3 separate regions of the Homo sapiens genome follow, and regions 1 and 2 are each linked to region 3. The links are chromatin loops, found by intact Hi-C in ENCODE. Cell type or tissue: ascending aorta. All regions are shown on one strand.

Region 1 (8,000 bases), 300 kb before region 3:
TTCTATTTCAGAGATGCAAACACAATTTTTAGAGGAAATTCCCTGGCTACCCGATGTCTGGATGAGATGATGAAAATAGTGGGAGGGCACTACCTGAAAGTAACATTAAAACCTATTCTTGATGAGGTACAGAATATATCTCCAACAATGATAGTTTGTGGCCTTATGATAGTTGTTCTTTTATCAAGTGATCTATTGATGGGAAGGATTTATTCATTCATGTGTTACTGAAAAAATAGACTGAACACTTTAGAAGCAAATTATTTACTTCTCTGTCAATGGATTTTTACTCAAAAGGTACAGTATAGTATAATCTACATTATTTCTTTGTTATGGGATTTCTATTTTAGCTAGAGTTTCAAATATATGACAAATACTTTTTGATATCATGTTTTAAGAAAATTGTATATGTTATCCCTGCATAGGACATTTTACGCTTTGCTACAGTTTAAATTTCTATAATTAACTTTTATTATCAGAAAAATAAGTTATTTTCATTTTGTCAGACTACTTAGAAAAAAATCATTAACTGAAAAATTTATTTTTCAGATATGTGACTCCTCAAAATCCTGTGAAATCGATCCTATTAAATTGAAAGAGGGAGATAATGTAGAAAATAATAAGGTAAGTCCTTGTTATATTATTTATAATTGCATTAAAATTGGTCTTAATGGTGTACCTTTCTCCCACTTACATTATGATAAAGCCATATAGAGGGAAGCAGTGCTGTTTATTCTTCACATAAGCCTTTATTATTAGCAGCACTTCCAGCTCCTAGGATTAGTTTTTAGAATGTTATTTCCTCAGTGGTTTCACTTTATTTTTGTTCTTGATTGTCTCTTTTTGGCTCTAGTAACAATAGTGAACTTAAGCTATAGCTAGTTGCAGCCCCCGTTCTAGCCATTCCTTTGGGCTCAAACTGATCAGGCTAAGTGACACAGTGACTTTATCAGTCAGTAGTTTCAGTGGCCTCTGAAAAAACAATGATTGTGTTAGGGTCACAAATTTTTATTGCAGTGGATAATAGTGTCACAATGTCCTTGTGCTTGTGTATCCGAGTTATTTTGTGATTTCCTTTTGGATCATTTTATTCCCTCTTGCTTCTTGTGAGGTTTATTCATAGATTCACCTCTTACGCCTAGCAAATCTAAATTTAATTTATTAAATTAAGTCAGTATGTAAATTGTCCTTAAACTGAATGAGTTTGGAAAAGGGTAACAGTACTTTAAAAAATGTTAGATAGTGACTGTCTAATAAACCTCATTTTCTTACATTTTTCTTTCATGAAGGCTATTGAAGATGTGTGAACATCAAAATCTTAATGTTTACCTTTTTAAATCCTGCAGGAGAATCTGCGCTACTATGTAGACAAGTTATTCAATACAATTGTAAAATCAAGTATGAGCTGCCCCACTGTAATGTGTGATATCTTTTATTCTCTAAGGCAGATGGCTACTCAGAGATTTCCTAGTAAGTGCCTTGTTTTACTAAAACATGCCATTTATTTTTCTTTGACTTTTTTATAGATATTAATTACATGTTTGGTTTGTGAGATATTTAAGGTTTTTATTTATTTATTTATTTTTATTTTATTTTATTTTATTTTTTTTGAGACGGAGTCTTGCTCTGTCACCCTGGCTGGAGTGCAGTGGCGCTATCTTGGCTCACTGCAACCTCCATCTCCCGGGTTCATGCCATTCTCCTGCCTCAGCCTCCCGAGTAGCTGGGACTACAGGCGCCCGCCACCATGCCCAGCTAATTTTTTATATTTTTAGTAGAGACGGGGTTTCACCATGTTAGCCAGGATAGTCTCGATCTCCTGAACTCGTGATCCGCCCGCCTCGGCCTCCCAAAGTTTCTGGGATTACAGGCGTGAGCCACCACGCCCAGCCTAAGGTTTTTAAGTACAACCTTCTTTAGTTTTTCAAAATGATTCTATCTTTCTCATAAGAAATCTGATTTTTCTTGAAATCTCAAAATACATATTCCATTTTATTTCAGTATAATGCAACTTTATACAAAGAGCAAATCAAAATCACCATTAAAGAAAGGCAAAAATTCAGAACTGTAACATTATATAAGTAAGCACTTATACCAGATGCTTATGAGAGTTAAAAATACCTTTGTTATTTATACCAACTATCTTTTCCAGCTGCATGCATTCAGATAGTGAGAATCTTTAGTTCCATAAAATTGACTAGATTTGACAGTTTGAGAATGCTAATAAGGTTTTGGTGGTGAGAGGTTTTTACAGAAATGGTCTTAGACATTAGAAACCTTTCTGTTGTAACATACATAGAGTTTTAAGGTACATATATCAGTAACTGGCATGTTTTAATTTTGAAAAAGTAGCTATGTCAAGGTTTTGCTTAGAAACTTTTCATAAAATTAAGTGTTACTGTCGCTGCTAATACTTAGAATTATTCACATTTTAATATATTTCTGATAAGTAAATAAACTTGCTATAGGTAGCTTTCCAGATCTGTCTATAATGGGAGGTGGTGGGTAGGAGGGTAAAATTAGGCAGGTACTTAAATTACCAGTCTTAACCAGCTGTGCAAAACTGTAAGTTTATTTCTGTAACCATCTGAAGAGATTTTGCAGTTTTATGTTCTTTTAAGCATGTGCTCACCCTGTACACACATGTGTGCAGTTAACTGCACTTCTACTAAATTGACCCATTACTAAATTAGTGGGGCTGAGTTGTCTAACATGTAGATAAATTTAGATCTAAATGTCTTTGCTAATTATAGTTGCAAATAAGTAACTAAATCTAATCTTCATAACAAAAATAAGGGGAGCCAGAGGCACACGGAAAGGTGAAATGCTCATTGAAATTATATTTTTAAATAGTTAAATCATGATAACCACATTGACTACTTAGTAACACACACAGTGTTAGTGTGTTAGCCTCCATTGTCTCCTGTTCTCATCTTCACAAAACCACATGAGGTAGGTACTACTCCCATTAGGTGAGAAACTAAGGTTTAGAGAAGCTGAGTAACTTTACCAAGGTCTGTGGCGTGGCCAACAGGCAAGCAGGGCCTCAAACCTGGGCCTAGTCTACTCCAAACTACATGCTGCCATTCACTATACTCTATACTAACTGGTGATCTTGGCCTTAAATCTGTTTTAGCAGTTTAATTCTTGTTTATATAAATGATCTTAAACACTTTATGGGGTTTTTTTGGGTTTTGTTTTTGTTTTTGTTTTTGAGACTGAGTTTCACTCTTGTTGCCCAGACTGGAGTGCAATGGCACAATCTCGGCTCACTGCAACTCCGCCTCCCAGGTTTCCAGCCTCCCGAGTTGCTGGGATTACAGACATGTGCCTCCACGCCTGGCTAATTTTGTATTTTTAGTATAGATGGGGTTTCTCCATGTTGGTCAGGCTGGTCTCAAACTCCTGACCTCAGATGATCCACCTGCCTCGGCCTCCCAAAGTGCTGGAATTACGGGCGTGGGCCACCGCGCCCGGCCAACACTTTATGTTTTTATATACATGCAGATGTATCTCTTTAGTTATGTTTTTGTTGACTTAACTATTAATATGGTTATCATATCCTCAGTAGACTATAGTAGTGACAGTTTTGTTGCCATAAGTGTTTCATATTCTCTCGTTTTTGTTGTTCTTACTACCCTAGAAGAATGGGGGAAGGAGGGCAGAGCAGACAGCAGGTAGAAAGCAGATATTACTAAAGAATGACAAATTAAACGACTTGTTAATGGTTACCTACTGAATGACTTAGAAGAGTTAAAACTCGAACCAAACCTAAAGATTCTTTCCCTCACCATCTGCTTCACCACCATCTGTCTGATTGTTGGGTAAATTGTTGACTCCAGTCTGAAACGAAAGTTGTAGGTGAATGATCAAAGCCACCAGTAGTCTTCAGTTCATCTGCATTTTTATTTATGGACTGTTGATAGCTTTTTAAAGTAAACATTTCTGCCTAATTGTTTTTGTTGCATAACTTTTGATATTATCAAGATTTTTGGGGGGGATATTGAAACAAGAACCTAAAACTGAAAGTAGCCTTGTATCATACTCTTAAGGGATTCAGTGTTACCACTAGGTAGTGCTAGATACTACTTTTATTTCTGTTGTAATTTTAGCAGTCTCTTCTTGCAGGTGAGGAAAGAGGTATTTTTCAAATTAAAATATTTCTGAAAACCTAGCAGCTTTGTCTTTTTTCATATTATTTCTTATTTCTTTTGGATTTTTTTAATCATAGGGGTTTTCTTTTAATTGAGTCATAAATATCACTATCATTTCATCAACTCAGTTCTTACTAGACAAATTATGTTGCTCTCCTAGTTTACATGTCTTTTCTATATTTTTTAATTTATCATCTTTGTTTTTTAATTGTTTTTGTGCATGACATTTCACCATTTTTTTCCTGCAGATGACCCTCATGTTCAGTATTCTGCAGTGAGCAGCTTTGTATTTCTTCGTTTCTTTGCTGTAGCCGTAGTATCACCTCATACTTTTCATTTGCGACCTCATCATCCAGTAAGTGTTCATTCTTCTGAAAGCTTTATTCCATTTTTTTAATTTTTATTAAAATGAAGAAAAGATAAAATAAACCAATTTCACTAGGCTGTATTTTCTTATAACTGATACTTAAATTTACTCAGCATTTTTCTTGGCCATTTCAGTCTTTCAAGTGAGGCTAATAATCCTATTTTTTGTTGTTGTTAAAAGATGTTCTACAAGAGTAATAAAATGTTGTTAATTATTGAAGCTTGGTGATGAGTACAAAGGGGATTTATTATATTTTTTCATCTGCTACTGTGTGTGTTTGTAAATTTCCATAAGTTTTTTTTCATTAGTTACAGGTTTCATTTTGATAGGTTTTTTATTTAAACAAAATCTACTTTCCTGATTTATTAAAATAGGTTAATTTTGCAGATATTTTTAAATTGCACAGAAATTTGAAGAGGCTCTTCTCTAAGAAAGAAGGCTACAAGAGAAATTCCATTTAATTTAGAAACAGCATCTAAGATAGATTTCAGTAGCAATGAAACTGAAAGCATATAATTAGAAAATATTAAATGGCAGGTGAACTGGATAAGCATTAACAGTAAAAACAGAAAAAGAAACCAAGAATGCAGTATAGTGAAAGGCGTAGGAACTTTTATTGGAATATAACTTGTTAAATATATCAGTATTTTCACTTTTTATTTACCTGAGGTAATACTGTAAACATGAGATTTAAAAATTTCTTAAGCATATAAACTTTGTTCTGGAGTCCTGTTTAATTACCAAAAATCTAAATCTCCACTGCATAGATTTACATGTTTATTTCTTAATTTTTAAAATTCTTTATTTTTGCTATACTTCTGATTCCTTCTTATATGGTGTAATTTGGTTGATTCTTTAAGCTTTTATGTTCCAAATACTTTATAATCTTACCTAATTGCTCCTAGTTGCTGATTTGTATAACAAATAATAACAATAGTCCACATTTATTTAGTGCTTTGTACTAGGCCTTGTTCTAACTACTTTATGTGTTAACTTATTTGGTCCTCCTAGCAACCTGGTAAGGTAAATTCTGTTATCATCCACATGTGCAGATAAGGAAATCACAATACAGTAACTTTTCCAAGCTCACACAACTGACAAATTATGATTTGATCATACTCGATTTGAATTGGATTTAACTGGGATTCAAATTCAGTCAGTCTTTATCATCTGTGAGCTTAATCCTATCCCTTCCAACCTCTTAGACAGATGTTCAAGTACCTATAATGTATCATTCCATGCTCAGTACTGGAGATGCAGTGATGAGTAAGATACTCTTTGCCCTTAGGAAACTCACAGCCAAGAGGAGTTGCTCAATAGTGTAGGGAAAACAGATGAGTTTTAGAGTTAAACCAGGTTCTGAATACCCATTTCTTCTCTCAACGGCTACATGACATTGACACTCACTTAACTTTGTGAGAACTGAATAGAACCATGTTGCAGTGGCAGCACCACGCCCTTTCTTGCCAAAGGATAAATGGTCTGTGAGTAGCCCCAGCAGAGAGTGGGCCAGTGTCCTTTTGTTCACAGGGCTGTCCATTCTGTGGCTTTGTTACTAAAGCTGCACAGAACTCTGAGGCAGTGAAAGCGTGGTAGCAACATTCTGGACATAAACAGAACACCTACTTCTGAACTTGTGAGTCTGCCTTGTATTCATACTTGAATTTGCATATTCCTGTAACAGATGTTGGTGGATACTTAGGTTGGTTCTATGACTTTGCTATTGTAAATAGTGCTGCAGGAAACATGAGTGCAGGTGCCAGGACATCTTTAAGAATATTATTTTCTTCAAAGACAGAGAATTGTAGGGACCTTTTATAGATGTAATGAAATCCCAGATGTTACAGCTAAAATGTTTTCTGAATAGACTTAATTTAGGTGTGTATCTACTTTATAAGTATATTATAAGGATCATATTTCGGATATTCCTTCCTTTCCAGATTACCTTATATTCTGGTCATCTCTTCCCCTTCACATTCATTGCCTGTTTTCAATGTGGGGGTTGGGGGGATACTAAAATATCAAGGAATGGGAGCCAAAAATCAAACTAAAGCTTTTCTGTATCTAAATTTTTCTGGATATGTTTTTAGATGCAAGATACTGTTTACTTGAATCCGTAAATAAAAATGGTCTGTGTTTTGATAGAAACTTACACAAATGTATGGATTGGTGAAAATTCAGCAGGGTATTCATTTAATACCTATTCATTTTGTCATATGTAAATTATATCTCAATTTTTAAAAAAATGAAGGAGCAAAGATTCCTGAGGGAACACCGTTTAGTCAATTTTATATGCTACTATATATTACTTCTTTCAGATAGACAGGCCTGAAAAACCTCTTGGATAATAGACCCAAATAATCACCCTCTGGTAAGATCCAAAAATAACTAGGTGACTTCACATTTCCTAAGCTGAATTTAGGTCTTTGCTTCCATGGTGAAAAGAGTTAATTGCAAAAGCCATTTAAAGTATTGAATATGTTTAGAGGTGAGCTGAGCACAGAAAATTTGGAACACCTAAAACTGCCATTTTAAGTTATAAGGTAGTAAAGTAGAAGTGACTATTCCAGAAGTGACTATAATTTGCCAGGTAATCCAAGGTGCCATACTGTACAAAACAACTTATATATAATATTGATAAAATTATGGCTTTTGGCTGGTGCCAAAAGGCTCATGCCTGTAATCCCAGCACTTCGGGAGGCCAAGGCAGGCAGATCACCTGAGGTCAAGAGTTCGAGACCAGCCTGGCCAACATGGCAAAACTCTGTTTCTACTGAAAATACAAAAATTAGCCAGGTGTGGTGTCAGGCACCTGCAATCCCAGCTACTTAGGAGACTGAGACAGGAGAATCGCTTGAACCCAGAAGGTGGAGGTTACAGTGAGCTGCGGTTATGCCACTACACTCCAGCCTGGGCAACAGAGTGAGACTCCATCTCAGGAAAAAAAAAAGAAAAAAAAAAAAAAAAATATATATATATATATATATATATATATATATGACTTTTAAAAGCACCACATCTTTAATAATTACTTTGGGAAGAATTGTTAATTATATATGGTTTCTTTAGTCTCTTAATTCCTTAGGCTGGTGAGTTGTACCCAGCCTTAGCTAGATTTTAACTGTGTGTGTTTTGAACGTTTTTGAGTCATTGTTTTACAGCAATGTAGTCCATTTACTCTATTCTACTTTTTTATACAAACTATTTTCTTGAAAACTTAGTAGTTTTGGTCTTTTTTACATTCTTTAGGATGCACAGACAATTAGAACATTAACTCTCATCTCAAAAACTATACAAACTTTGGGAAGCTGGGGGAGTCTGTCCAAAAGCAAGGTAAGTCCTTACATCTTTTATTTTGTTTTTACACTTCTAAATGTTGTTACATCCTATGATCCCTTATCCTTGACTTACCTTCTTCCAAATTAAAAACAAAACATACACACACACACACACACACACAGACACAATAGCTGTCTTTT
Region 2 (8,000 bases), 420 kb before region 3:
TGCTCGGGACTCAGTATCATTCTCAGACCTAGGCAGGAGCGTTCCGTGCTTGCCCTCCTCCACAGGTGCCCCGCCGCACGGGGCAAAGAGTCTGCAGGGCCAACAGGGATGTGCCCCCGCAATGTCCACGCCATCCCCAGAGACCGCATTCTGGTACCCAGAACCTGAGAATTCCCTGCAGACTTTCAAGGCCTGTTCTGGCCGCTTCCTTGCCAGTGCCACACCCCTGGGGCAGCCAAAGGGCAGCTGTTTGCAGGGGTTGTGGACCGAGTTTGTGATGGAGTTTCAGCGTCCACATGTGTGCCTGAGGCCCCTAGCAGCCTGGGAGGGAGCAGGGTGAGGGGAGGAGGGGATGGGAGAAGATCTGGCCCACCTCTTCCCCTGCTGTCTCGTTCCTGCAGGAAATGCCAGAAACTAGGAATTCCACATTCCAACACGGTCTTCCAGATTGCTGTGAAAGTATATTTGTCAAGGGAGGAGAACAGAATATATTTAATTAAGAACTTGCTAGCCTGGTTTATACCTTTTAAATATTTAGACACATGATATATACGCCTCCATCTGTACACTTGCTCCCCGCCTTGCGAGTGTTGAGGGGGCGGCTGTCATCACTCTCCAAAATGCCTGGCTTCTCATCACGCTGTCTGTGTATACAAGCTCCTGACCATGCTGAAACGTTCATGCCCATCCCTACCCCAGCCCCATCCACAGACGTGATCATTTCTCAATACCTAATTCAAAGGCCCCATCAAAAGCCTCTTCCTTGCAGTGTTGTGTGAGACAGCCCCTCACGCCTCTGCTTGCCTTGACCTCCAGCCCCACCACAGCTCTCTGGATTCAGCCGTTTTCAATTCTGCCTCTGCCGTCAGCCAGCGAGCTCCTCCCGGATGTTCCCAGCATCAGCATGCTGCGGTCAAATGCAAGTCATCTATGAAGTGTGCCGATTCGCCACTCCAGATGACCAACTGCCTTGGTGTGCCTCGCACTGAAGACTCTCCCAAGTTGCAAAACATTCAGTGCTAAAACTGAGACAGTCCCAGGCAAATGAGGACGATGGGTCACCCTAACGGGGAAGAGCCTCTTCAGAAAGGAAAGGAGCATCAGCAGGCATGGTAGAAGTAGAACTCACTGGCCAATTTCAGTTTCAAACAACTAATAGGACGTTCTTTCCTGAGCAGTGAGGAAACACCTAGGCCACACAGAAATCTGGCCAGGCTGCACAAGTCTGGCATGAGAAAATGGAGGGAAGAACCTTGGGACCCAATCTCCAGAGCCCTACTAAAATCCTTCAGTGATTTCACAGTCACTCCTACTTCTCTCATTTCTCTGAAAAACCTCCTGGGAAACCAAGCTCACCATACTGCTTCCAGCTGCCCACACAAGGCATTTGCCTCTCAGAATTTTTGATAGCGTCCACCCTAAAAATCAGTGAGTACAAGTCTTCCACTACATCCTGCCCAGTGTGGAGGAAAGCTACAGGTTTTCCTGCTGAGTCCTTTTCTATGTTTATGGGTGAAAGCACCTGAATTTCCTTTAGGAAAACCCCCTAACCCTCTTATTCATCAGCCACACCTTCAGACCATATCTGAAATCAGGATCAGGTGACTGGTGGCCACCTGATGGGATTGGGAAGGAAGCATATAAGCCGGTTTCTAGCACGTGTTTTTTTAAATCTCAACACAAGAATGAGGAAACTGAGTCAAGACCTTCTCCATTGCCAGAGATAGAAACCCAGTTGTTCATGATATGGGGAGGATATAGCTGGCTTTAAGCAAAACTGAATTCAAGGGCTCTAGCAAAATGATATCTCTCTCAACCCCTCACTCTCTGTCCCTTTTCTCTCTTACTTTCCTCTGCATTAGCTTCAGTCTCAGACTGGTTCTCCCCAGTTGATAGACAAAGATATCCATGCTGAGTGAAATCAAGTTCTCCAAAACAAGTGAAAACACACTCTTCAAAAAAAAAAATAAAAAGTCTTCAAAGGGAGCAGAGATATTTCTAATGATAACCTCTCAAGAGCAGAGTCTGAATCCACATCCAGGACATCTAACATCAGAGTTGACACTCAGAATCTCTACTAATATAGGGTACGCACCTCCTTTCAGGACACATTAAAGAAAAATTTATCAAAATGACCACAAAACACTCTGCATCGAGCTAAGACTAACTGAGCCAGGCACATACTTTCATCTTTATTCAGAAGAACCTGGAAAGAAGGTCTTGTTTTCACCATTTAATCAATGCAGCAAGTGAAGGCCCAAGTCCAAGGACTCTGCTGCTCTGAGTGATGACAATCCACACAGGAATGACAGCCCCAGTTTACTGACTGGCAGTTCCTCAACCTCAGATATCAACTTACTGGTGCTCAGACTACACTCTCCACATTTCCCTTCTGCCCTCACTTTGTGTGGTTCCAGGAACACCAGCCTTCACTTCTTCCTGCTTTTACCTGGCCACTCAATGGTTTTTATGCATGAAAGCAAACATGTTAGAATAGGTGACCCAACCAGTGTGGACATGTATGAAGATCTGCCTACCTCAAGTTCCAGGAACTCGTATGATTAAGAGAAATGACTACTCTGTAATTGTAGTATAAAGAGAGATAATACATTTTTGTGTACTTGTGTATTATGTATGTATTTTAAAAGCTAATACATGTACACAGAAAAAATAATTTTCAAATACTGCAAAAGGGTACACAGAGAAAAATGGTCTCCCTCCCTCTCTGCCCCCAGGTTTCTCCCTAAAAGTATACACTGTTACCAGATCTTGGGTGTCCTTCCATAGATATCCCATGCATATCTAAGCATATATATATTTTATATATATATAATATATATATGTGTGTGTGCATTTAAACTTACAAATTTTTTCCTTTCTTTTTCTTGTTGTATATAAATGAGAGCACACTACACATGCCACTCACTACCTTATTTCATTTGTTTAACAATAGATAATGGAAAACTTTCTATGCTGGGACATATGGATCTCTTTTATTCTTTTAGTGACTGCATAGTATTCCATTGTATGAATTTGTTTAGGCTCCCTCAAATCATGGGACATTGTATGAATGTTTAACCCATTGTCTAATAATTGGCTAGCATTTGTTTCTAATCTTTTGCTTTTGTGTTTACATTTTAGACATATTTTTATAATACAGATATAAACAAAGAGAAAAAAAGTTTTCTGCTTAACTCTTATTTAACCAGAAAATATGATGAACAGAGGCCATACAATATTCTGAGGGTTCTTGGTAGTTGGAATGAAGGTAATTCCAATTCTGAGCTCTCAAGTAAAACTTTTTGGAATTCTTCTGCTGTGTATTAAATGCAAACTAAACAGAAGTTCGTGTCTTAGGGATCTTTAGTTGCTTAAGCAAAATGTGATGTTGGAAGGAAAAAAGAAACTAAGGGAGGACAGGGAAAAGCTGGAAACAGGAAGCAGAAAACTTCCCTCTCTCCACCTCTTGTCATCTCTGTGTCCCCCGTGTCACCTTTCTTCATTTCTGTCTGTGCTAATCATCAGCCTTCTCTGCCTCTCCCTGCCTGTGGATGGAAGATACTAGCCAGCCCTATAGGACCTCACAGGCAAAGGAATCCACGGCCCTCCTTCCCCACCCCCACTAAAGAGACTGGTTCTCCCATGATCTGATGAGCTCTGGTGAAAGGGACAGAGCCCTATAGTAGAAGATAGCTGCAGGGGCCCCACCCCAAGGACAAACACGGTGATCAGAGAAGGTTGGGTGGGCTGGGAATGGCCATCAAGTGCCACCACGTGGTTCCACGGGGACGAGAGCTTTGTGGACAAGGGCTGCTTAGTCAGTAACTCTGCATGAGGGACCCTCAAAGCCATCACGATGGCTTCAACTTGGCTGTCTAGCTTTCTAGCCTGGAGTATTCCATTATAGATATGTCAGGATAGGTAAGAAAAAGTTCTGCCAAGGCCTTGTCCAACAACAGCATTTCACACTTATTTGTGGGTAAGATGTGGTGTGCTGAATTGAGGAGTAGGATTCATGTATTTGTAAAGGATGCTTCAGCTCCTGTCCTCTACACACACACAAAAGTTTTGAGAGTGTTTTCACATCACCTTGTCAGATTGTAAATATGTTATTCTCAAGAAATGTCATGGATTTGTTTGGGTGACACTTGTTGTTGTTTTTGTTTTCAGACAAGGTCTTACTCTGTCGCCCAGGCTGGAGTGCAGTGGCGCGATCTCAGCTCACTGCAGCCTTGAACGCCCAGGCTCAAGCTATCCTCCCACCCCAGCCTCCTGAGTAGGTGCGATTACAGGTGCGTGCCACCAAACCCAGCTAATTTTTTTAATGTTTTGTAGAGATGGTGTCTCACCATGTTACCCAGGCTGGTCTTGAACTCCTGGGCTCAAGCAGTCCACCTGCCTTGGCCTCCTAAAGTGTTAGGATTACAGGTGTGAGCCACTGCGCCCAGCAACCCTTGTTTTGTTCTTTTTGAGAACATATTTTTAAAGAAATATGTTTAGATCTGAAAATGAGTAACGTAAAGAAGCCATATGTGTTTGAGAGAAAGTTCACTGAAGCAAGGGTAAGAATCTGTCTCAACTCCTGACTGTGTAACCCCAGCCTTTAGTGACAGTTTTAGCAGGAAAGCCCAGTCGGCCCTCTCCGTGAGCATCAGTCTTGGGGCATCTCTCTGAAGAACACTACTGAACCACACAGACTCCGAGGGAACTCCTACTCTCTGTGCACACTGGAGAGGAAAATCCTGCCAGCAGAGGTCACTGCCGTACCAGCTGGGAGTCAGCAGCGGGACAGCATCATCCCAATAAGGCTGTGCCCGCCTCTCCCCTGCCCTCTTCTTAACCTGATGGCTGCTTAGCTCATTGAAGGAGATAAATGGCAGTGTTGCACTAACCAAGTGTGCGTGGGCCATCAGCAGTTTTTTTTTTCTCAGTAGTAGGCTTTGATATCCCAAACCTAAGGGTGTTTAACATTAATACTCAGAATAAGACACACAGAGAACAGCGGGTTCTGCTTTCACCTTGGATTGTATTTTTCCGTGTTTAGCCCAATCATAAACTTAATCCACCTGCTTCTTGCCTGGATGACTGAGAGGAGACTCCCACCCCAGGACACAAGCCCGTGTGCATACACATGCACATACACACACCCCACACACACAACGTGGCCTGAGGTAACATACATAGATCCTCGTAGAGGAGGAAATGATACCATGATATGGAACCTCAAACATTTATCATTTCTTGATGTTGGGAACATTTCAAATCTTCTAGCTATTTTAAAATATACAATGAATTATTGTTAACGATAGTCACCCTACTGTGCTATTGAACACTAGAACTTACTCCTTCTAACTGTATCTTTGTACCCATTATTCAACCTCTCTGATCACCCCTGCTTCCCAGCTGCTGGTAATCATCATTCTACTCTCTACTCCCATGATATCCACCTTTCAAGCTCCCAAAAACAAGAGGCATCTATGAGCTACCTGTGGGCCAACAGCTAGCCACAGACAGTACCTATGTATAATGGACTGACTTGCCAGCCCTCTCAAATGGCCACCATCAGAGCAAAGACATGTCACCAGGGCTCATCCACCAATTAAAGGTGAAGGGGAAGAAACTGTAAAATGTGGCAGGAAGCAGTTGGGCACCTACAGACCATTGAATTGCCACATGATGGCATCTACTTCACATACTGGCCAGGGCCAAGAGGCCAGGTGAAAATAACAACTACAGGAGCCATTAGGATGTATGGCCTGTCCCCCACCCAAGCACCAGGTAATTGAGCAGCCAGGTCATTGAACCTTACAGCCTTTGGGCAATGGATGTGTGATATGCTTGTTCCCGTGCAAACATCTAGGCCATTCTGAATCTTTGTGACCATTCCTGACCCAGAGTGGGACCTAGCAATCGCAAGGCACAAATCTGAAATCTAAGATTAACACAGAGATAATAACTGTCCTATTACATGTTGTCTGCAAAAAACGACACATACTTAAAAGCATCTTATTGGAAATGAAGAGATTCTAGCAGAAGAGGAATGATAAATAGAAATTAATTGGACCATTCCCACTGTTGTGAATTTAAAATGTGTAAAATATTACAAATATTCCCTTTATTCAAAGAAGTGCCTTTCTTCCTTTTAGTGATGGTAAAAGATATTTAGGACATTTTTTTCTTTTGCTACTTTTTGGGTTTTATTGTTAAAGTGAGACATGCCCACAGTACAGCATGCAAATCTTGCATGCAGCTTAATGAATTTTAACATATGTAAAACGAGTGACAGGCTCTATGGATCTGTGTCCTCATTTGTCAAGTGAATGTTACTGAGACAGCATTTCTTAAGTCTCCTCTTAGAAACTTTCTTCTAAGCCAGCAAAATTCATTCTGCATGTTTTGATGCAATAGCTCCTATATCACTATTGCAGTATGTCTTTTGCCCCACACCTAATGCAGTGGCCCTGGCATAATTGGCACTGCATAAATCTTTGTTAGGCTGAGTTATCCAGAACTGTCTCTGATGCTACCTCCAAAAGAGCCTAGCTTTGGGAGGAGAAGGATGTGAACCAAAGAGCCCACAGTCCATGGTCCACAGCAATGCCAGTCATCACAGTGCACACAGAGATCCCATCACCCCCACTGGTAAATGCTCACATGGAGGGGGCTTAATAGATATGGATGGATGGATGGATGGATGGATGGATGGATGGATGGATGGATGGATTTCTGTTCCAAATTCTTCAGGGAGAGAAAAAGAACTAAACAAAAAAGGAAGCGGGTTCTGAGGTTAAAGGACTGTGGTCTTGACAGAAAAGGGGATTCCCTGGCCATCCAGCCTGATGCTGATTGTTCAAATCAATTTCCAGTTCCTCTGTAGTGTAATGACACAATGAAAAGAAATCAGAAATCCTCCGGAGTTCAGCATCTTGCCTGAAGCCATAACTATACCAGAGTGTTGATATCAACTATTTGCTGAAGGTTTTGTTTTGTGGCTGATTATGTTAGGTCAGCTGGGAAGAAGTATCTGTATCAGTTAGGAAGCTTCAGTCTGCAATCCACAGAAAAACCACCTTAACAAGGTGTCCCAAAGGAAGCAATTCCAAAGCCCAGCTGTGTCAACAAAGACTCAGGCCTTTATTCACACCTGTCAACTCTGTTTGTAATATCTACCCTCATGGCCAGAAGAAGGCCAAAGCCAGTCAAAGCATCCAACCCTTAAACGAGTCCAAAAGCAAGAAGAAAGTGCAGCATGACAGGACCCTCTCCCTTCCTTATAGACCCTCAGCACTTCACAGTAGGCCAATCCCTAGCAAAGAGGAAAGGGATGGCTCCTATGAGGGTTCTCCATTGACAGTGGTGGCATGGTTACTGAATAGCTGTACAGAATCGAGGCTCCATGAGCATGGACAGAGAAGACATGAGTTATGGGTAAACAACAAACATGTTCAACAAACATGGCCGCAGTCGCAGTCCTTGGCAATTATCCAGGCCAATCAAAACCCAACTAAATAAATTACCTTTTAACTTTAAATAACCAATTGCCATAGTAAAATTGGATCATAGGCCTTGACCAGGCAACCAAGGGCTCTGTGTAAAAAACTGGCTTCTGGGGTCAGGCATGGCGGCTCACACCTGTAATCCCAGCACTTTGGGAGGCCAAGATGGGCGGATCACCTGAGGTTGGGAGTCCGAGACCAGCCTGGCTAACATGGTGAAACCCCATCTCTACTAAAAATACAAAATTAGCCGGGTGTGGTGGTGGGCGCCTGTAATCCCAGCTACTTGGGAGGCTGAGGCAGGAAAATCACTGGAACCCAGGAGGCGGAGGTTGCAATGAGCTGGGATCACGCCACTTCACTCCAGCCTGAGCAACAGATAAGACTCCGTCTCCAAAATAATTAACTAACTAACTAAATAAATAAATAACTGGTTTCTGAAGGCCCTCAGTGACAATGTGGGCCTTCTTGCTCTGTTTACCACAGATTCGCTGCAGCAAATGC
Region 3 (8,000 bases):
TTGTGCTTCAGTCTCTCAAGTAGCTGGGATTACAGGCATGCACCACTACGCCCAGCCAAATTTATACCTTCTTTTGGTTGTTTTTCAAATAAAAGAACCACAAAAATGTGTATCAGGAAAATTGGCCATCCTTTGTCCCCAATTTCTTTTTCACATCTTCTCCAATTTTTAAAAGCATTATATTATGAAAAATTCCAAGCATATACAAAGCAAATATAGTATAATGAACCTCATGTACCCATCACCTGTTGACCTAAAAGGAAGAAGCTTAGGCAAAATTAATGTAGAGAGTTTATTTAGGCCAAGGTTGAGAAGTGCAGCCCAGGACACATTTCCAGGTTGTCTTGGCGAGTGCTTCAGGGAACAAAGGAGAGGCTCAAGTTTTTAAAGAAAAAAGGATGAATCAGGAGAAAGGGACAATTGCAAAAGTTGTTCATCAGGAATGCATTGGTTTACAGAAATGAAGTGGCTTCAAGAGATAATGATTTAGTTCAAGGAAGAGTTTCATTCCATGTGTTTAATTTCAATGCCTCTCTGGGCCTGATAATTTAAAGGGGCTAGTCTTCCTCACATAAAAAACTTCTTTTTGGCCAGGCACAGTGGCTCACATCTGTAATTCCATATTTAGGGAGGTCAACTCAAAACTATCGCTTGAAGTGAAGCCAGAAGTTCAAGACCAGCCTGGGCAACATAGTGAGATTCCCATCTCTACAAAAATAAAATAAAAATTAGCCAGATGTAGCCGGGCCCGGTGGCTCACGCCTGTAATCCTAGCACTTTGGGAGGCCAAGGTGGGTGGACCATGAGGTCAGGAGTTCGAAGGAGTTCGAGACCAGCCTGGCCAATAGAGTGAAACCCTGTCTCTACTAAAAATACAAAAATTAGCTGGGCATGGTGGCACGCACTTGTAGTCCCAGCTACTCAGGAGGCTGCAGCAGGAGAATCAATTGACCAATTGAACCTGGGAGGTGGAGGTTGTGGGGAGCCGAGATTGCACCACTGCTCTCCAGCCTGGACAACAAGGCGAGACTCCATCTCAAATAATGATAATAATATTAATAATAATAAGTCAGGTGTGGTGGCATGCCTGTAGTCCTAGCTACTCAGGAGGCTGAGGGAGGAGGATCACTTGAGTACAGGAGGTGGAGGCTACAGTGAGCTATGATTGCACCACTGCACTCCAGCCTGGGAAACAGGGCAAGACCCTGTCTCAAAAAAAAAGTTTCTTCTTTTTTTTCACACACCCAGCTTCAGTAACTCAACATTCTGCCTTTTTTTTGAGACAGAGTCTTGCTCTATCACCCAGGCTGGAGTGCAGTGGCATGATCTAGGCTCACTGCAACCTCCACCTCGTGGTTCAGGCAATTCTCCTGCCTCAAACTCCCGAGTAGCTGGGATTACAGGCGCCCGCCACTGTGCCCAGCTAATTTTTGTATTTTTAGTGGAGACGGGGTTTCATCATGTTGGCCAGGCTGGTCTTGAACTCCTGACCTCGTGATCCGCCCTCCTCGGCCTCCCAAAGTGCTGTAATTACAGGCTTGAGCCACCTCGCCCGGCCTACTGTAGAGGTATTAATGGTATTGGGTGGTGGAGGAGAGGTGGGTATTTGAATCCAGGTGCTGTCATTAGCTAGCTTCTTAACCATGGATGAGTTAATTTCTCTAATTTCAGTAACTGTAATTAGAGAATTAATTACAAACTTAATTACGATTTTGTAAATGTAATTCCCTCATTTACAAAATTAGGGAAACAGTACCTCCCCATTAGGGTATTTGTAAAGACTGAGAAATAAATCACACTACGCAAGTAGTACAGGGCCTGGGACTTACTTAATTATTTATAAGAGATCATTATTATTACTGTGGAATTCCTAAGTATCCTCTACAGGTAGGGCTGTCAGATTTAGCAAATAAAAATACAAGATAGGCTGGGTGCAGTGGCTCATGTCTGTAATCCCAGCACTTTGGGAGGCCGAGGCGGGTGGATCACCTAAGGTCAGGAGTTCGAGACCAGCCTGGACAACATGGTGAAACCTTGTCTCTACTAATAACACAAAAATTAGCCAGGTGAGGTGGCACATGCTTGTAATCCCAGCTACTTGGGAGGCTGAGGCAGGAGAATCGCTTGAACCCAGGAGGCAGGGGTTGCAGTGAGCCGAGATTGCGCCATTGCACTCTAGCCTGGACGACAAGATCAAATTCCGTCTCCAAAAAAACAAAAACAAAAACAAGATTTCTAGTTAAATTTGAATTTCAGACAGACAAGAATAATTTTGGGGGAGTAGCTATGTCCCAGATATTGCATGGAATGTATACCAAAAAAAATCCATCATCCATCTGGACTTAAATTTAGGTAGGCATTCTGTATTTTCTCTAGCGAAGTAACTTCTCCTTCAAAGGAGAAACTTAGAGTAAAATAAACTGACAGAGAATGTAACTGTAATTAAATGTTATCTGCTCATACTTGGTAGACCAGTGGTTCCCAGTACACACAGGATTTTCTCTTCCAGGTAATGCTCAAGTTACCATATATCAGAGAAACAAATAGCTTCCATGTTTTGGAGTAGAATGTAAAAATTTCACCAAACTGAAATCTGTTGGACCTAGTTACTATACTGAACTAGTCATGTGTTTCAAAACTGCTTACTGAATTATATATTTGTATTTAAATCCTTATTTGGAAAACCACAAAGCACTAAATATGAAAGTCATATTAATGACCATTAAACATATACAAACTAACAGGCTGGGCGTGGTGGCTCATGCCTGTAATCCCATCACTTTGGAAGGCTGAGGCGGGCGGATCACCTGAGGTCAGGAGTTCGAGACCAGCCTGGCCAACATGGTGAAACCCCATCTCTACTGAAAAATAAAAAAATTAGCTGGGCGTGGTGGCGTGCGTCTGTAATCCCAGCTACTTGGAAGGGTGAAGCAGGAGAATTGCTTGAACCCGGGAGGCAGAGGTTGCAGTGAGCCAAGATCCGAGCCACTGTACTCCAACCTGGGCGACAAGAGCAAGACTCCATCTCAAAAAAAAAAAAAAAAAAAAAAAAAAAAAAAAATATATATATATATATATATATATATACACACACACATACACAAACTACAAATCCTTGACAGCAGCCAATATCTTTGAAACACTATTTCATAATATTCTTGTTTACCACGTTTTCTTTGTGTGCCAGGTGATTAGTTATCAAAGCACGCTTATTATTAGCGCACACACACATACATGCACACACACAATGTAAATGAAGCGGACAGGTTTTGTTTCATTCTAAATATCTTTCTTTCTTACCTAAATGAAAAAGCCTGTTATCAACTCTACCAGTATTTTAGGTTTCCTCTAACCTGTAGTTATATTTGTAATGAGTTGAAAATAGTTAACTACTTCCATTCTTTTTTTTTTTTTTTTTTTTTTTTTTTTTTTTTTTTGAGACGGAGTCTTGCTCTGTCGCCCAGGCTGGAGTACAGTGGCGGGATCTCGGCTCACTGCAAGCTCCGCTTCCTGGGTTCACCCCATTCTCCTGCCTCAGCCTCCCGAGCAGCCGGGACTACAGGCGCCCGCTACCACGCCCGGCTAATTTTTTTGTATTTTTAGTAGAGACGGGGTTTCACCGCGTTAGCCAGGATGGTCTCGATCCTGACCTCCTGATCCGCCTGCCTCGGCCTCCCAAAGTGCTGGGATTATAGGCGTGAGCCACCGCGCCCGGCAGGTAACATTCTTTAGTTCTTTCAATCTTGCCTATGATTTAAAGAAGTGCATTCCAGTCTGCTTGCATGGTGCTTTGCTATTTCTAATACTCATTTCATGCCAAACTCTCCAACATGCTTCTACAAATCTTTTGGTGTCATTAGCTCAAAACGTAAATGGATTTTGGTTATTTTCAATGTCATAATTATAAATTTAGCTTTTTTAAGCGTGAAAAAAGCACTTTATAGGAATATATTTTACCACTTTTCCATTTGTGGGAGGTATAATTCATTATTTCTTGCTTTGGTAAGAAAAGTGAGGAAAAAGGAAAATTCATCCATTTGCAGGCTGTTTAAACTTCCAGACAGATTATAATTCATCACTCCAAACAATAAGATGGCTATTACATTTCTCCATAATTTTTATTTGCTAATAAAACGGAGGCAGAGCTTTTTTCTAAAAATAAATAAATAAACAACAACAACAACAACCTCCCCCACCCCGCACCTTCTGTGCAAATTCCTATAAAGTCTTTTATCCTGTCGCTGAGTCTGAGGGCACCCCCCCTCCCGTACTCGTCAGCTCCATCTCGCGGAGGAAAACGCTACCGGCACCCTCAGCTCCGCCCAAGGGCCGCGATCTCTACAGGGGAGATGAAAAGCCGGCGACACTACACAGGCGTGGACCCTCCAACGAGTGTTCCTTTCCTGTGGGTTAAGAGTAGGAGCGTCTGGGCAAAAGCTGGGAGCTTTCAGTTGCCAGGACCCTTGGGAAAGCACGTATTTAGATTTCATTGATAAATTCAACTGAATCCCGAGAAAAATTATACTCCATTCACTGGCATATTTAGAACGGAATTCCCATTGACCCGAGGCTCCCGGTTGAACCCTTCAAGGGAGCCAAGCGAGGACGTTCTCAGAACAGCAGTGCACCGTGTACATTGTGGGAGCCCCGCGCGATCCCCCGCAGAGCGTCCTGTAGGAACGTCACAGAGCCCAGAGAGCGTCCTGTAGGAACGTCACAGAGCCCAGAGAGCGTCCTGTAGGAACGTCACAGAGCCCAGAGAGCGTCCTGTAGGAACGTCACAGAGCCCAGAGAACGCCTGGGGACGGTCGGGGAGGCAGTTCGGGGAGGGGACGATTAAGTTCCCTCAGAGAGGAAGCCGCGGGCCGACTGGAGTCGTTTTCGTGCTCTCCGCACCCGCCCGCCGCGGGTAGCATCTTCTCAGCGCCCCGGCGCCCAGGAACGCCCAGGAAACCCAGTCCTCCTCCTAAGCAACCTGCGGCGCGGGGACGCCCGCCTTTTGCTATTATTATAAACGTGCGTGCGACTAAACCTTCGGATTTTTAGACTTTCTTCTCGCTTCCTCTGACCCAGGCTGAGGGAGCCCCCGAGGCTACTGCGGGGCGGGGCCGGGGCGGGGTGGGGCGCCCTCGCCGCCTCAGGCAGCGCCCCGGCCGCTGGCGGGAGGCGGCAGCGGCGCGGGCCGAGCGGCGCGGGGATTGGCTGCGGCGGGCGGAGACGTCAGGCTCCCGCGGCCCAAGCGGCCGCCCGGCGCGGCGCGGCGCAGTCGGCTCGAGTACTCCCCGTAACGAGGAGGTGTTCTCGGCCGTCCCACCCTTCACTGCCGTCTCCGGGCTGCGCCGCCGGAGCCGGGACGCGCCTCCGCAGCCCTCGCCGCCTCCATCCCCGCGGCCGCAGCTCCTCTCGCCGTCCGCGCGCACACCATGACGAAGAACGAGAAGAAGTCCCTCAACCAGAGCCTGGCCGAGTGGAAGCTCTTCATCTACAACCCGACCACCGGAGAATTCCTGGGGCGCACCGCCAAGAGCTGGGGTGAGCGGGCAGCAGCTGGGCGTCCGGGGCCGGCCTCGGTCCCGGGGGCGCCGGGCGCGGTCTGGTGGGAACGGAAAGGCGGGAGGCGGCTCCCAGCGCCGGGGCTCCCGACCGCCCGACCCTAACCCGGGCGGCGGCGGCGCAGTGCGGCCCCATTCATTGCTCCCCGGGCCGGCCGGACTGGCCGCAGCTCGCTCCCGAAGCAGCGGGGCCCGCGGGCAGCCCGGCCGGGCCGCGCTGGTTCCTCCCTCCCTGCTGGGAGCGGGGCGCACGTGCTGCCCGGGCCTCCCGCCCGGCGCGGCGCCGGAAGCCGGGGACCCCTGCCCGAAGCCGGGCCCCGAGAGTGCAGGAGCCGAGCCCCCGGGCCTCCTTTGTACGGAGCGCTCCGGCCCGAGAGGCCCTGGCGGAGGCGCCCGGCCCGCTGAGCGGTTCGGAGAAGCCAGACCCTGCCCCACTCCAGGGGAGAGGAAATTTCCACTCCCGCCGCTATCTTGTGACTCGTCCACGCTGCCACCCCGACCGGTCGGAAGAGTGCGACTGAGTGTTAAGTGTGGGTGTGGGTTGCTTAAACGTGTAGCGGTGAGTTAATCACAGAAGTACATTGTACAAGAAAATGCACTTGAATTTGGACAGTGAAAAGGCCCTTAAAAAGGTTGGTTCCTCCCGGATTCCTTTTTAATTACAGAGGTTTTCTTCCTTACAAATTTGCTTCTTTGGGGAAAGTAAATCCTGTCTGAACAACACAGGTTTTTTTTTTTTTTCCCGTGTCTTCAAAACAGGAGAGTGATGGTTGTATGTTAGCAGATTTTTTCTATGCGTGAGCTCTTTGTTTTAATATATTTAAACCATCTACCGTGTAGAGTAGCTTTAGGATGCCTTTTTTTCCTAAAATTGTATCAATCTCTGAATGCAGGCTAGAGCTTTTTTTTTTTTTTGCCTTTATACTTAAGTAAACTAATTTTACCTTTTTAAATCCTTTTGAAACATTTTGTTAGTGGGTCTTGAAAGACCATTTCTTTCTGAGTGGGAATAAATCTCGAGAGCTTAGAACTATTTGGGCACAACATTTTTAGGATAAGCATGGAGAAATAAGCTGTGACTCAGAAAATAAACTGTTGGTGCAGACTGAAATGGACTCCTTCAGGGTGAAAAGGCGACTTGAAGTCTTATCACAAGCTGAAAGGGGCCTTGGAGGATTTTTAGCCCAACCCCCACTTTAGAGATGAGAAAAATGAGACCCAGAGAGGTTGTGATTTTTGCCTTGTGTAAAATTACATATGCCACAAAGCCAAGAAAAGAACCCAGTTCTCCTTTAATCCTAGTCCAGCGGTTGTATTATTTTACAGATGCCTTGCCTAACTGCATGGTAATCACTCATGATTTTTATTTAAATTGCTGTTTTCTTTTGGGAACCCACTAGTGTGATGAAGAAATAAATCTTGCATCCAGACTTACATGGGAACAAAAGATGAACATTTATAAAGCTTAATTGCTTGTTTCTAGAGTGTACTAACTTTTTGCTGAAGAAATTTTTGAGTGGTGGAGAGAGATTAATTTTGATAGGCTACCTTCCTCCCTTTCTCCCTTCCCCAGTGCTTCCTCATTTCCAGAACGGAGTAACTCCACTTTGTGTTAGAATGACATTTCTTACTGCAGATAGTGCTCTTCAACCTTTGTATTGTATGACCTAGGGTAGAGATTTTATTTTATTGAGTCAATGCATTTAAATAGATAACATGCACAAATAAATAGAGAGCAATGTGTAAGGACTGTAAAACTAGTACAAGTGAAGTTGGGATTCATTTTGGAAGGATTAAGTCAATCTCTTCAAAATCGATAAGTATTACTCTTATCAGTAAATTTTTTGTTTATTGTAATAATAGTAAGTCAGTGAAGAATGGCATATATAGGTGAAAATTAACCATAATCCTGTCCCAATGTAAGGGTATCCCTCTAAGGATATGTGAGGGAGTCGTGAGAGGAGGCCGAAATCCATATTCAGCTTGCCAGGCTGTGTATCCTAGACCATGGTTGGGTCTGCCTAGAGAAGGGGCACCTTGTTCTAATTCTTGCAAAGGCAGGATCAGTTTGGAGAGCTCTGTGCCTCTGGGGATATGTCTGCCAGGAAGGATTCTTTTTTTAATTCTCTTGAAGGGACTGTATGGGCTTGCTGCCAGATGTCATCATACCTCAGAGATACTATTAACATTCTGGTATATATGTTACTGAATTGTGTATAACATTTTTTTTAAAACAAAAGGATCATAAAGTGTTGTTTTATATTCTGAGTATATTGTGGGCATCTTTCCATGTTACTAAAGATTTTTAGACAGGTTTCCCTATATTCACCCTTTTCATGTACATTTTTGCACATTTATTTCCTTGGTATATATTTATACCGATGGGATTTCTAGGCCATTCATATGTACTTTTTACATTTTGAAAACTTGTTTTCATGTGCTTTCCAG

What was found. Peaks named below come from ENCODE experiments on the same cell type or tissue, not always from the same donor. Only the 100,000 strongest peaks of a DNase experiment are listed, where the experiment ranks them.
Region 1: a loop joins it to region 3, with 3 times the contacts of the local background. A loop is called at or near these places in 20 of 110 quality-filtered maps.
Region 2: it touches region 3 in a loop (2.7-fold over the local background); 10 of 110 quality-filtered maps call a loop at or near these places.

What each region holds. Positions count from the first base shown.
Region 1 is chr3:141,572,598-141,580,597 of GRCh38, forward strand. It overlaps RASA2 (RAS p21 protein activator 2), which reads left to right. Exons shown (of 24, transcript NM_006506.5): 12 at 12-126; 13 at 550-624; 14 at 1,347-1,470; 15 at 4,403-4,509; 16 at 7,771-7,854. Among named protein-coding and RNA genes, the nearest start is that of RASA2-IT1, 51 kb to the left of the region's middle. In ascending aorta, a CTCF peak has its summit at 4,071 (motif pointing right); no DNase peak of the experiment used is centred here.
Region 2 is chr3:141,455,548-141,463,547 of GRCh38, forward strand. It overlaps LOC124906291 (a long non-coding RNA gene), which reads right to left and starts at 338. Exons shown (of 2, transcript XR_007096120.1): 1 at 1-338. RefSeq lists an enhancer at 32-674. In ascending aorta, a CTCF peak has its summit at 4,751 (motif pointing right); a DNase peak (open chromatin) is centred at 4,754.
Region 3 is chr3:141,871,379-141,879,378 of GRCh38, forward strand. ATP1B3 (ATPase Na+/K+ transporting subunit beta 3) reads left to right here and starts at 5,265. Exons shown (of 7, transcript NM_001679.4): 1 at 5,265-5,532. The coding sequence starts at 5,424. RefSeq lists silencers at 4,160-4,219, 5,090-5,219, 5,490-6,059. In ascending aorta, a CTCF peak has its summit at 4,310 (motif pointing left); DNase peaks (open chromatin) are centred at 4,303, 4,773, 5,173 and 5,843; H3K4me3 peaks cover 4,687 bases; H3K27ac peaks cover 4,046 bases.